Linked DNA regions of Mus musculus: region 1 is linked to region 2. Evidence: chromatin loops called from intact Hi-C (ENCODE). Cell type or tissue: left cerebral cortex. All regions are shown on one strand. Links, peaks and the distances in the headings refer to the core of each region. The heading gives the core; the rest is flanking DNA.

Evidence for each region. Peaks named below come from ENCODE experiments on the same cell type or tissue, not always from the same donor. Only the 100,000 strongest peaks of a DNase experiment are listed, where the experiment ranks them.
Region 1: a loop joins it to region 2, with 3 times the contacts of the local background. A loop is called at or near these places in 8 of 42 quality-filtered maps.

The regions. Positions count from the first base shown.
Region 1 is chr8:95,449,683-95,456,203 of GRCm38, forward strand. It overlaps Csnk2a2 (casein kinase 2, alpha prime polypeptide), which reads right to left. Exons shown (of 12, transcript NM_009974.3): 10 at 6,176-6,324; 11 at 3,668-3,761. The coding sequence ends at 3,685. Among named protein-coding and RNA genes, the nearest start is that of Cfap20, 18 kb to the left of the region's middle. In left cerebral cortex, for the core only: a CTCF peak has its summit at 3,070 (motif pointing left); a DNase peak (open chromatin) is centred at 3,067.
Region 2 is chr8:95,716,301-95,722,821 of GRCm38, forward strand. It overlaps Setd6 (SET domain containing 6), which reads left to right. Exons shown (of 7, transcript NM_001035123.4): 2 at 53-194; 3 at 307-501; 4 at 621-741; 5 at 1,621-1,801; 6 at 1,893-2,035; 7 at 2,176-2,707. The coding sequence ends at 2,481. It overlaps Cnot1 (CCR4-NOT transcription complex, subunit 1), which reads right to left. Exons shown (of 49, transcript NM_001372353.1): 47 at 5,206-5,338; 48 at 4,343-4,477; 49 at 2,631-4,185. The coding sequence ends at 4,107. Among named protein-coding and RNA genes, the nearest start is that of Setd6, 3.6 kb to the left of the region's middle. In left cerebral cortex, for the core only: a CTCF peak has its summit at 3,175 (motif pointing left); DNase peaks (open chromatin) are centred at 2,376 and 3,196.

The DNA.
Region 1 (6,521 bases), core at 1,769-4,268, 270 kb before region 2:
TCCCCAATACATGCAGTTCAGGGTCAAGTGTCACATTTGTAGCACATTGGTTGACACAAAGTATGCGTCTGCTGTATAATCCATCCTTGCCAGGTTCTACAACCAAGACCGCCATAGCAAAAGCAAGCACTCTTGGCCACCTCCCTTGGGCTTATTTTTTAAAGACAGAACCCACTTCAGTTTTAATTTATTAAGCTCCCTGACAAATTCAGGTTCTTGTGTGCTCAAGACACCTGCTTGCTTTTGCTTTCAGAAGGGCTGGCATTCTGCAACCACCTCTCCCCAGCTCTTACCTAGAAACTCCCTTCCCTGTGGTGTCTGGGAATCTTAACTGGTGTTAACAGAAAGTTAACTGGCTCCTACATTTATCTCAATGCACATATAAACTCTTTCTATCCTTCCTGTCCCCCAAGTAGCTCTGCTGACACATTAGCTCCTGGAGACCTAGATTGTTTCCCTGAGGCGCTTGGCAACTACCTTTCAAGGGCCACAGGACCCCAGCCAGGGGCAGTGTCCTCTCCAGGCATTTGCAACAGGAACTTAGTGTCCCCTAGTTTCATCCTTAGAAGTATGAGCTCTTAAGGCCCACCTTTACAACACTGTCCTTACAGGATCTTTTCACCTGCTCCCAACAGCCAGCCACCTTCTCTAAGCTTCAGGGACTCCTAGCTCCTTTCTCTCAGTAGTTGGACTGAGAGTACCTTCTCCCTTTCAACCAGGGAACCCATGTGCCCGAAGCATGGACATTAGGGTAAGGTCCACCAGGCCTGGCTTCTACCCAGCCACCTACAAGGACGGGAGCAGGTCAGCTGACTGGCACCTGAAAAGGACAAACTGTCACCAACACACTTCTCATTCTCAGCATGGCTTTTAGTCCAGGCAACCTTGCGGTCGCACTCCCTGTGGATACCAAGGAGAGAAACTGATAGGAACTTGGGCCTGGAGCGGCTTCTTATTACACCAGGTGCACTCTTCAACACAGGCATACCTGAGATGACAGTGCAACACTACCCTGTTCCCCACAGGTTTTTGTGGGGTCTTTTTTTTTTTTTTTGCTTTTCATTAGGAAATAATTAAGTCCTTGTCATAGGCACTTTTGACCTCTAATAAGGTAATGAAACAAACGAGAATTATGAGATGAGTTTAAAAAGAATATAAAAAGGATACTGGATGGGTAAATTTCCTAGCCTCACCACTACTCATACACACTCTTTAAAACCCAGGGAAAATCTCCAGGAGGCTGGAGCAAGCTGTGCCGGGCATACATGTTACATATATACCAAGGGAGATGTGAGACAGGCAGGAAAGGTCCACTAACACTGCAGTTTGGGAAAGGTCAGCCTAAGATCAAGTACAAACCCAGGGGGAGCATCTCAAGCCCAAGGCGGGAGAGGTAAAGTGCAGTCCCTGCTGCACGCCCCGCCCCCAGCTGTCACTCAAGGGCCTCCCCCCAGCATTCCAGGGGGCTGGGGGGAGTGGTTGTGTGTGTGTGGGGGAATATGGCCAACTCTTTTCCCAGATGTTTGGACTGTCTCTGGAGGACCCAGGGCAAAGAGGTGGGATTACTGCTCAACTGAGACCCTCCAATAAGCTCTTGAACAACTTAGAGAGAGAGAGGGAAGAGGAGCTTGGGTCATCCCCTGACCACCAAGGATCCAGGCTGCCTGTGACAGCACATGAGAATAGCCATGGTAATCCCCAATACTTGATGTGTTAACACTGGTCATGTCTCGGCCATGTTATGTTTCCACCTCTCAGGAAGAACAAATATATACATGGGAACACAGGGCTCAACGCGAGGAGGCAGCAGCTCTATAAAAACCTTAACTGAATGTATGTCCTGCTTTATAAAGATCTTAAAGATTTTAAAAACTTTATTTATTGTGTATGTGTTCACATGCCACAGCACAGGTGTGGGAAGAAGACAACTCACGGAGTAGGTTCTCCCCCTGCCACATGGGTCTGGGGCTGAACTCAGGCCATCAGTCTTGGCAGCAAACATCTATACCTGCCATGCCACTGGCCCAAGATCTTATTTTCATCTATAAACTCAACTCTGTACTATCAAGAGAAGAGTTACATTTGCCTTTTAAGTTCCTACAGACCAAACAACAAAATAGAATCTGCATTTAGAAATGGACCTGCTACCAATACCAATACAAATTTATTGGAATTTGGAATGTAAACAGATGTTTCGAACAAACAATCTAACCTTATAAAAATGTGTGGCATTATTAAATAGTTTCTGAAGAAACCCTAAGTGTGATGTGGTGGATATCTCAAGCATGTTAGGTCCCCAGTGCTGAGGCGTGGCTGCAGCCAAGGAGAGGGGACTAGCTGGCAAACCATGTCAGTGACCAATCCCACAAATCAAATCAGCCCTATTTAAAAAAAACAAAAAACCAAAAACAAAAAACAAAATTTAGCTTCTGCTAACGTGAAGGTAACAGTGGATCTGTAAAGCTTTGACACTTGCTCCAGGAGCCCCACTTCCTCCCGGAAGCCATGGCTCTCCCTCTCCAGCCAGCTGCAGGAGTTCCAGGACAGCCTTACCCACAGCTAGCAGCCGCATGCAAGAGATGTCTTTGCGTTCACATTCATGTATGACCTATCAGAGCTCCATCTGCCCACCATCCTGACTGCAGCCAGACTTGTTTGTCACAGGGTTAGGGGAGGGAAGATGGTGGTCGGCCTTTTTACACCCGTGAGGTCTTTCCTAAATAAATCCTAATAGAACTGTTTTCCTCCCTCTTTGACCTGCCTGAAGACTAACTTTCCAGCTATAGCTATGGTAGTGAACAAAAATAGTCTTTGTTTTAAAGTGGAGCATTGAAGTAGCGCCCTCACAAAGATGTGCTGAGAAACTGTGAGGTTCTTACAAGGCCAGGGGGAAAAAAAGCTAAAGAGAGAGAGAGAGAGGAAAAAAAAAAGGCAACAAGATTCAATAGTTAGGCAAATCAATAAAGGTGAGCCCCAAGTCATGCACACAGCATGGAACATCTAACGAGCCTGGGACCTGTTCTTGGCATCTCGAGAGTTACAGTGCCATCTTCTGACACCAAAGAGGACGTGGCGAGAGCAACGGCGGTTTGCTTCCCAATGAATACACTTAGAAGCAAACTGCAGGAACGAGGTACATTTCCTGGAGAGCTCATGTCATAAAAAAATACATAACACATGAATTTGTAAAAGAGCTTAAAAAAAATACTGTCACTGTTTTAATCCTTTTTTTTTTTTGTAAATGAGGCTGGTGTGTCAGAATAGACTGCTGACTTTTGCTAAAACTTGAGCCTGAATTCTCACAGAAAATCAGACCACAATGGAATAGATAGGAAGTCAGATATTCAGAGCTTGTTGACCGAACGGATTAATTCAACAGTGGTATCCTGTTAAACGCAGGTACGTGTACAACAACTCCGAGCTTCTCATCTCCCATGCATTCCAAAGGGAGAGTCCCTCAGATCCTGAACTATGCGCTCTGCCACACTGCACAGCCAGCTCCCTGCAGACTAGTACTGGGGAGTTTCTTGCTTTTGACAGACTTTAGGTCTTTACTCTTCTTTGCCTTTAGAAGGAATGATTAGAATTTCTTTTTATCACACTGTAGTTTCCTTCAAGTTTTTGTTTGGTTGGTTGGTTTTATTGGCAAGCATCAGTGCCGCATTACCGTCGATTCCCCAGGCTTCATCGTGCTGCGGTGAGACCACTGGAAAGCACGGTGTTCTCAGCACAAGGCTGGGACTGCTCCTTCACCACCGGGTCTGCAAGAAAGCACAGGTTCCCCACATCAGCACCAGCACTGAGGCCAATCTGCCTTTCTTCTTCTACATGCACGTTTATGTGGGACTCAGGTCACACAAAAACCAGGCATCAAGGCAGGATCAGGAAATAATTCCTTATTTTTTTCTCCCTCAAAGCAGGGTGTAGTTTCACACATGCTAGGCAATCAATTTACGACTAAATCACTGTCTCAATTCCTACTGAACACTGGATTTGGGTATGAAGTTTTACAAGGAGCTCAAACTAGCCCTGAACTCTTCCCTCTTCTTCACCCTGATCCTCCTGCTCAGCCAGGGTGGCTTCATGCTCACTGGGAAACTTTTTCTAGGTGATTCTTCTACTTCCTTAGAATATAGATCCAACTGCTGAAAAGCACAGAAACCCTAATTTACAACTGTTCACATTTATTCCAGTTTTTTCTTTGAGTACCAACATCATACTCAGCCCCTAAATTCTTTAAAGCATATATGATAAGCATGTTATGAAAAGATGAATAAAAGAGCCAGTCTACTGACTTTAAGGAGCAGTGAGATACATAGTTTATTTGGATAATAACCAAATAATGAATTATGTGAAACATTCATCAGATTGTTTTAGTTATCATTTCTGAGACAGAATCTCACTGTATACCTTATGGGGGGCACACAGCCCCTTTTATAGTGGGCCTTGCTGTTGCCAGGTAACTGTGGGGGTGGAGTCCAGACAGAACACCAACACCTTAGATAGCTTAAAATATGCAATCCTTATGCATATGCACATCCATTTGTTTACACTAATATTGCTTTCTATTTATTTGGTTTTGTATGTTTTGAGTCAGGGTTTCTCTGTGTAGCTCTGGCTGTCCTGGAACTCACTCCGCAGACCAGGCTGGCCTTGAACTCAGAAATCCACCTGCTTCTGCCTCCCAAGTGCTAGGATTAAAGGTATGTGCCACCGCTGTCCGGCAATTTTTTTTTTTTTTTTTTTTTGAGTCAGGGTTTCTGTGTGTAGCCCTGGCTAGCTATCCTAGAATTCACTTTGTAGTCCAGACTGGCCTTGAACTCAGAGATTTACCTGCCTCTGCCTTCTGAGTCCTGGGATTAAAGGTATTTTCATCAGCACACCTGACTTTAAAAAAACAACAACAACAACAAAACCTCAAAAACCCCCAGAGTTTTACTATGTGTTCCTGGCTGGCCTTAAGTAGATCTGACTACCTTCTGAGTGGCTGATTTAAAGGCGTGTGCCACCACTCTGTGCAGACAACTGAATGTCACCTGTCTAAGGCACAGAAAGCTAAAAGAACAGTCCTTTACACTTTTTGTCACCTTAAACTTCTGCTCTAAGTTTGAAACCATAGCAATATATTCTTCATATTAGTTAATATTAAACTCCAGAGGTAAAAAGGAAAAGAGCACACAGTGGTCAGACAATACACCCAAACCTTACAGGCCAGAGTTCATCTTGATTCAGAGTGAACTGAGAGTCAAGTCGCTACCCAGCATCATCCCTTCCAGCCTCACCCAGGACTAGACTGAGCTACCTCTTCAAGCACGTGGTCAGTGTATGTGAAGTTTCAATGGGGAGATCTACACTCAAACCGTAAGCAGTGCGAGATGTCAGAGGGCAGAGTCCAGCTGTCACACTGCCTGCTCCCTCGCCTCAGAGCCCTCTTATTCACACATTGCTTCCTTTAGAAACACATAAGGGTGCGCTAACTACTTTTTTAAATGAGAAAAAATATTGCTGACTAAGTTTTTATACACATTTTATGCTTGAAAACAAATCTTAGATACCTTCAGTCTATAAGATCAGGGTTATGAGAGTGGGTAGATAGCCTGGCCTCAGAGGTACTACTACTAGTGAATAAGCAAACACCTTTGGGAACTAAGAAAAATCATCTATAAAGTGGCCTCAGTGATCTAGAATAAATAAAATTTGATGCCAGACATCTAGTGTTCTGACTGACCTTGAAAATAAAGAGTGACAATTTTGTCTTTTAATAACTCACAGGGCTGGCCGGGCATGGTGGCACACGTCTTTAATCTCAGCACTTGGGAGGCAGAGGCGGGCAGATTTCTGAGTTTAAGGCCAGCCTGGTCTACAAAGTGAGTTCCAGGTCAGCCAGGGCTATACAGAGAAACCCTGTCTTGAAAAACCAAAACCCAAAAACAAAAACAAAACAAAATAAAAAAACCTCACAGGGCTGGAGAGTGGTTAATAACTCACAATGGTTAAGAGCACTGACTGTTCTTCCAGAGGTCCTAAGCTCAATTCCCAGCAAGAAAAACATGGCTTACAACCATCTGTAATGGTATCTGACACCCTCTTCTGGTGTGTCTGAAGACAGCTACAATGTACGCTTATATACCAATATAAAGTAATTAATACTTTAAAAGAAAAACAAAAAACTCACAGAAATATGGGTGCTCCATGGCCTCTTTGGCGGTCAATCTCTGTTGATGGTCGTACCGCAGGAGCTTGTCAAGAAGATCTAGGGCCTCCGGGCTGACAAGGTGCCTGTTCTCACTATGGATAAAGTTTTCCCAGCGCTTCCGTGAATGTCTAAGGAAAACAGTGAGCCATTACTATTCTGAGACTAAACAACATGAAAAATTCTCTTCTACATAAATTCTCTGCTGACCCAACATCAAGGACCCCTTAGAACGGTGCACTGTGAAGCCGCTGAGGCTCACTCTCACTGGTACCTCACATAGCAGCACCTTCACAACCTGTCACACCCAGGTCAGCCATGGTGTACT
Region 2 (6,521 bases), core at 1,798-4,297:
CGGAGGCTGGCAAGGGAGTGGCGCTTGGACGTTCACCTGGTGTCTTCCCTAGAGCGAGGCGCGCTGCAGAGCCTGTCTGGGTGGGTGCCGCTGCTGCTGGCGCTGCTCCACGAGCTCCAGGCCCCAGCATCACCCTGGAGCCCTTACTTCGCGCTCTGGCCAGAGCTGGGGCGTTTGGAGCATCCCATGTTTTGGTGAGAGCCGAGGGAAGGGCCGGGAAGAACCTGTTGCAGTTTCTTTGCTCTGGGACTGGGCACCTGCTGCATGAGAAGGCTGCGAAGGGCTCCGGGTGGGCTGTCCTTGCAGGCCGGAGGAAGAGCGGTTGCGACTCCTAAAGGGTACAGGTGTCCCCGAAGCCGTGGAGAAGGATTTGGTGAACATCCGTAGCGAATACTATTCCATCGTCCTGCCCTTCATGGAGGCTCACTCGGATCTCTTCAGCCCCTCTGTTCGCTCCCTGGAACTCTATCAGCAGCTCGTGGCCCTCGTGATGGCTTATAGGTCAGTGATTAAAGCCTAGAGGAGCAGACCCTCATCTTTGAGAGGGAAGGTGGGAAAGAACAGTGAACTCCAGGTCCCTCACCCGAGACTGGGCCTTAGCTGAGTTCTCTCTGCGGCAGCTTTCAAGAACCGCTGGAGGAAGATGATGATGAAAAGGAGCCCAACTCACCCTTGATGGTGCCTGCTGCAGACATACTAAACCACATAGCCAATCATAATGCCAATCTAGAGTACTCGGCAGTGAGTGGACCCCTATCCCTGGTCAGGTGGTGTGCATTACAAATCAAATCACTGGGCTCCAGTTTCCTACTAATCGTGAAAATGCGGTGAGACTAGCTACTCTCCGGTGTACTTTTGATATCAACTGAGATGGTGTGGACACACCCTAAGTCCACCAGAATAGCTGCCTGCTCTGCCAAGTCACCTCAGGCCCTGTGGAGAGCATTAACAGCAGTTCAGTGCTATTAGGAGGTGGGATGTTTATGGGCCAGAGGCATAGTAAGAAAGGCCCCACTTTAGTGTTGATTCTGTAGGAAAACTTGAGCAGACAGACGTCTATGTAATGTAAATATTGGCAGCGTCTTAACACCTGTAATCTTAGGAGGCTGAGGCAGGATCCAAGGTTCCAGGCCCATAGCTTCCAGTTTTCGTCTATACATGTCAAACTTTGCTCTCCAGTGTAAGCAGATGTGACTTTCACTTATTCTTTACCTCCGTTGCTATTTTGACATGAGGATTAACTTGTTCTGTTTTTGAGACAGGTGTGTATGTATGTGTGTGTATGTATGTATGTATGTATGTATGTATGTATGTGTATGTGTATATATATATATATATATATATATATAGCTAGCCCAAGACTCAAGAGTTTTGTCTCCTGAGCACTGAGTGTTTATCACCAGGCCTAGGCTTGGTTTTCTTAAAGCTTGTGTAGGTAACTAGGCAGATACACCTAATATACTAAATTGACCTCTAAAGTTGGTTTCACCCCCTCAGTATACAGGACTGAACAGTAGACAAATGGTCTGTGTCCTCAGCGCACATTCAGTAGGCTCTTCCAAGAGAGAAGTGGTCTGGTGGGGGCTATGGTGTGGTCCCAGCTTTATCCTTTTAACCCAGGATTATCTCCGGATGGTGGCTACTCAGCCCATTCTTGAAGGTCATGAAATCTTCAACACATATGGGCAAATGGCTAACTGGCAACTGATTCATATGTATGGTTTTGCTGAGCCCTATCCTAACAACACAGACGACACGGCTGACATTCAGATGGTGACAGTCCGAGATGCTGCACTGCAGGGTGCGTCTGCCCATCCCAGGTTCTGTATACCTCTTGACTGCACTTGTCTTGCTGGGGTTGATGTCGGCTCTCTCCGTCCATTACTTTATAGGAACAAAGGATGAAACTGAAAAGCTGCTCGTGTGTGAACGCTGGGATTTCCTGTGCAAACAGGAGATGGTAGGGGAAGAGGGAGCCTTTGTGATAGGTTGTGAGGAGGTGCTGACTGAAGAGGAGCTAGCCACCACACTGAAGGTACAGGACTGACAGGGTATGGGTTGCTGGTATTTAGAATAAAACCAAAGAAAGGGGAGGGACCTAACTTTCTACAGTGGTATGGTTGTCTTGAAACTCACAGTAGCACATTGCAACTAAAGGGCCCATATTTCTTGTAGGTACTGTGCATGCCTGCTGAGGAGTTCAGAGACTATAAAGAGCGGGCTGGATGGGGAGAGGAGGAGACAGAAGACGACAGTTTGGCAATCACAGATATCCCCAAGCTCCAAGAATCATGGAAACGGCTTCTTCGAAACAGTGTTCTGTTGACCCTACAGACCTACACCACAGACTTAAAAACAGACCAGGACTTACTCAGTAATAAGGAGGCCTATGCCACGCTGAGCTGGCGCGAACAACAAGCCTTACAGGTCCGCTATGGTCAGAAGATGATCTTACATCGGGTGTTGGAACTCACAAATTAAGCAGGCTTCCTGAGAACCTTTTAAGGTCATGTTCTGTTGCTTGGAGAGGAGGGAAATTTGGGACTTTTGCTATTTGGCAGTTAGAATCAAAGGAAAAATAGCTAAAAAGTAAACTTACATGTCGGCACGTTTGGATTGATGTCAGCAGATTTAGGAGCATGCTATTTTTACTAATGCCATCAGATTTTTTTAGAACTTAATAAACATGGGCTGAGTTCAACTTTGAGAAGTTCAAACTTTCTTTAGCACATTCCCGTGAAGTATGACATCTTACTGGACCATCAGTCTTATCACAACTCACCTCTCAAGGACAAATTAATTAGAAGTGGAATTCTTCCAAATACTCATACCAAGACAAAACCCCCACACAAGTTTTTAAATATAGTTTAACCACACAGATTTTCTTGCTCTAACAGCTTCCTCCAGTCGACACAGAAATGGTACACAAAATGTCCTTACTGGGGATGGTTGTAATGTCCCAGTGAGGCAAGGGATGCTAGCCTGGACTATGCAATAGCAGGACTCCCAAAGAATCAAGTAGTAACAGGAAAATCTGGTCATTAAGAAGTGACTATTGGGCTGGAGAGATGGCTCAGTGGTAAAGAGCACTGACTGCTCTTCCAGAGGTCCTGAGTTCAATTCCCAGAAACCACATGGTGGCTCACAACCATCTGTAGTGGGAGCTGATGCCCTCTTCTGGTGCGTCTGAAGACAGCATCAGTGTACTCACATATATAAAATCAATACATCTTTTTTTTTAAAGTGACATTTCCCAGTTGGCTGGGTTGTCCACGTTTACAACCAGCACTGGCTGCTGCTGCTACTGAGAAAGGCACAGTGGACTCATATGCATGTCATGACTTTAATGTTTACCGTCTTCACACATACATGAAAGCTGATTAAGGCCCAGAAACTACAAAGGCTACAAAATATAACACGGGCCTAGCTGTTCACGGAACATTTACGATCCTGATCCTTATAAAAAGCAGCAGCTGTAGTAGTCTTTTTGACTTTTGTTGTTTAACTAGGCTGTACAGCCTAAACAAGGTGAAGCAGAATCGCAGGCCAGAGATGTTCCTCTTTGGGTATGTTCTCCCTTAGGACCACCAAAGCAGGTCAACTACCTTTCCAGAGGCAAGCAGAACCCCCTGGTCTATCTAGTCTACACTTATAACTTATGTGGCTTTGTAAGCTTCCTTAGCTACGTTTTAAAAAAAAATTGCATGAATTCAGTATTTGCTAATCTTTGGAATGTCATGGATGTCGGAAGACATGCTGCTATGCTTGAGACAAGAGCATGCCATCAACTGCCTGTTACAAGGTAGTTTACATACGTACACACTTTACACAAACCCAAGAAGTTTCAGACAAAAGTTTTCTCTTTCATATATTTACACAAGTTCAAAATGATATTCACAGCATCTTCTAAATTTTGGCCAAGAGTCAAAAAAAAAATGCATTTAAACTTTGGAACTTGCCCACATAGACAGGAGATCAACCCCAGCAGTTGGTGGGGCAGACCCCTGAGAACCAAAGGGCTAGGAAAGTCAGGAGGAATCTTCAGTTTATGAACTTGGTTCAGCGGACCAAGGCTGATGCATCTGCAAGGGATATACACAGTTCATCTAACTGGCACCGGTCCCCTCCATCACTTGCTGAGCCTGCTTCTGTCCCATGCAGCACTGTGCAACAGACTGAAATAACCTAAGAAGTGGAGACAAGCACCAATTAACTTCACAACAAACTTTAAGCCTAAAGATCTCTTAATCTGAATTAGCTATAACTGCCCTTTTAACTCACAGACCCAAATTAGACACATTCTTTTCTGTCTCCCTGCTTGGTAATTAACATTTTAACTCACTTTTCAATCTCTGGGGCACAGTGTACAAATTCATGGTTCCAGAACTTAAATGCTGGGTTTTTAATCAGCTCAATGAAGGTGATAAGAAGACCCCAAGGATGTGGCCTATTTACAATCAACCGTTCCAAGAGAACCCTAAAAAGGGGTATAGAAGAGTTAGTTAATACATTAAAAACAAATTCACAACTATGCCTTCATTGCCCCTTTCCCTGAATGCACTCAGAATTTAGCATATGAAAATAGGTGAAATTTTTCCTACATGACAAGTGCTGGCTAGTACCAAATCTTTGTTCTTAAACTTTTTTGTTTCCTGGTGGCAAAGATTAAGGCCTTTGCTGCTGAAACTGGCACAAGTATTTAGTTGGGCGAAGAGGTAAAGTACAAGTCTGTATGTACACCCCACTATATTGTGCACTAATATCCAATCCTATACAGTTTAAACAAACAGTATGACCCTACTGTTTCCCTTTAAAACCTTAAAAACATGAAGTACACAAAAATGTCAACAAGATTCTGGATAAAAAACATTACTGCCACAGCTACCACCAAGAAACTAATGTTGCTTTTATTGTAAACTAGTACCCAGCATTTCAAAGCAAACCACTGTCCATTATCAACTTGTTTTGTAATTCCTTAGACATGGCTCAGCATAATAACACAGCGAAACTGGGAATGCACAGAACTCATTCAGAATACAGCGGAAGCAGTCAGTGGTGGTGCACACCATCCATCCCAGCACTCAGGAGGCAGAAACAGTTGGATCCCCAAGTTTGAACCAGCCTGGTCTACGGAGTGAATTTCAGGACAGTCAGAATACAGGAGAAAAGAGCCCCTTTAAGGCATCATGACAGTACATCTCTCACCTTGTGATCTGTTCCTGGATTGCCTCAGTGTTCGCCTCAGCAAAAAGGTACAACATTGTGCAGCTGAAGTAGTGAGTGTGGCTGTTTGGGTACCGTAGCTGGTTCGCAATTGCATTTAAGAAGAGATATCGGCCTAGAAATTAGGGAAACTAGATTTAGGATTTGCTCTGAAAGGCCAGTATGAGAGACAAATGAGTTTCCTTAGGCTTTGGTTTCTTAGGGGGACTGATACCATCAGTCAGACATAATCTAGCATGGTGGGCCTTGGGCAAACTGAGTATTATTCTAATTTTGCGATTTACTATTGGTTTTCTGGATATGAACTTTTTTTTTGCTTCTGTAGGCGTTATTTGCAATCCATATTATGAATCAGCAAAATACCTTACATTCTTTAAAAAAATTTTTACTGAAAATCTTGATCCTACACAACAATGGAAAGCTAATCTGCATTGTCTCAACATCCAACTACTTAAAACATTTTATTTCATGTAGTACTTGAAAAATTGTACACATGAAATAAACATAATGAAGGCAATGTCTTCCTCTGACAAAAACAGTCCTAACCTCAAAGCCCTTATAAGACTCTTGCCCCTAATGATCCTTATACTCTGAAAAGTACTTTGGTAGAATAATTGGAGAGAAAGTTTCAAATCCAGAATCTCCCACCATGCTCAGGTGGCAATAGATCTCTTATCTGTATTTGATTATCTTGTTTGTACCATTGATCACAAAGACTCTTAAACACTTGTCTAAAGGACGTAACATGAGGCCTCAATTCTACACAAAAAACTACAGGCAACCAAGAAATGCTCAGAGTAGAAAAAAACAGTCTTGTCTTCTCAAAGATGAGAACAGCAACTGGCTATCCAATACCAAATGGCCAGCCCTGAAACATATGCACAGGTAACAATTATACAGCCTGAGCAGCTTATACTGTAAAATATATTAGTAGTCTCAAGTGATCTAGCAGTTCCTCCTGACATGCCCCACTCCTAACATCATGGTGGCATACTAGCAACAGACTGGATTCAGCTACATCTGGTAGTCCTAGATCAGTGCCAAAGCAGCGAGGGATGCCCTGAAGACCAAGTTCAAAGCAAACGCTAAGACTTCTGGCAGGAGCATAAAAACTGTGAACATAAGTAGTGGATCTGGACTGAAGCATGAGCTGCTCAATCTTCAAAACCACCCCCACCTCCTGCAGACAAAACTACACATGTGGCTGATAAAACAGAAAAGGTTAGCCCCCCACCCCCAAAATGTGTGTATATACATGCACATATATGCATGGAGTAACAATAAAAATGAGGTCATGA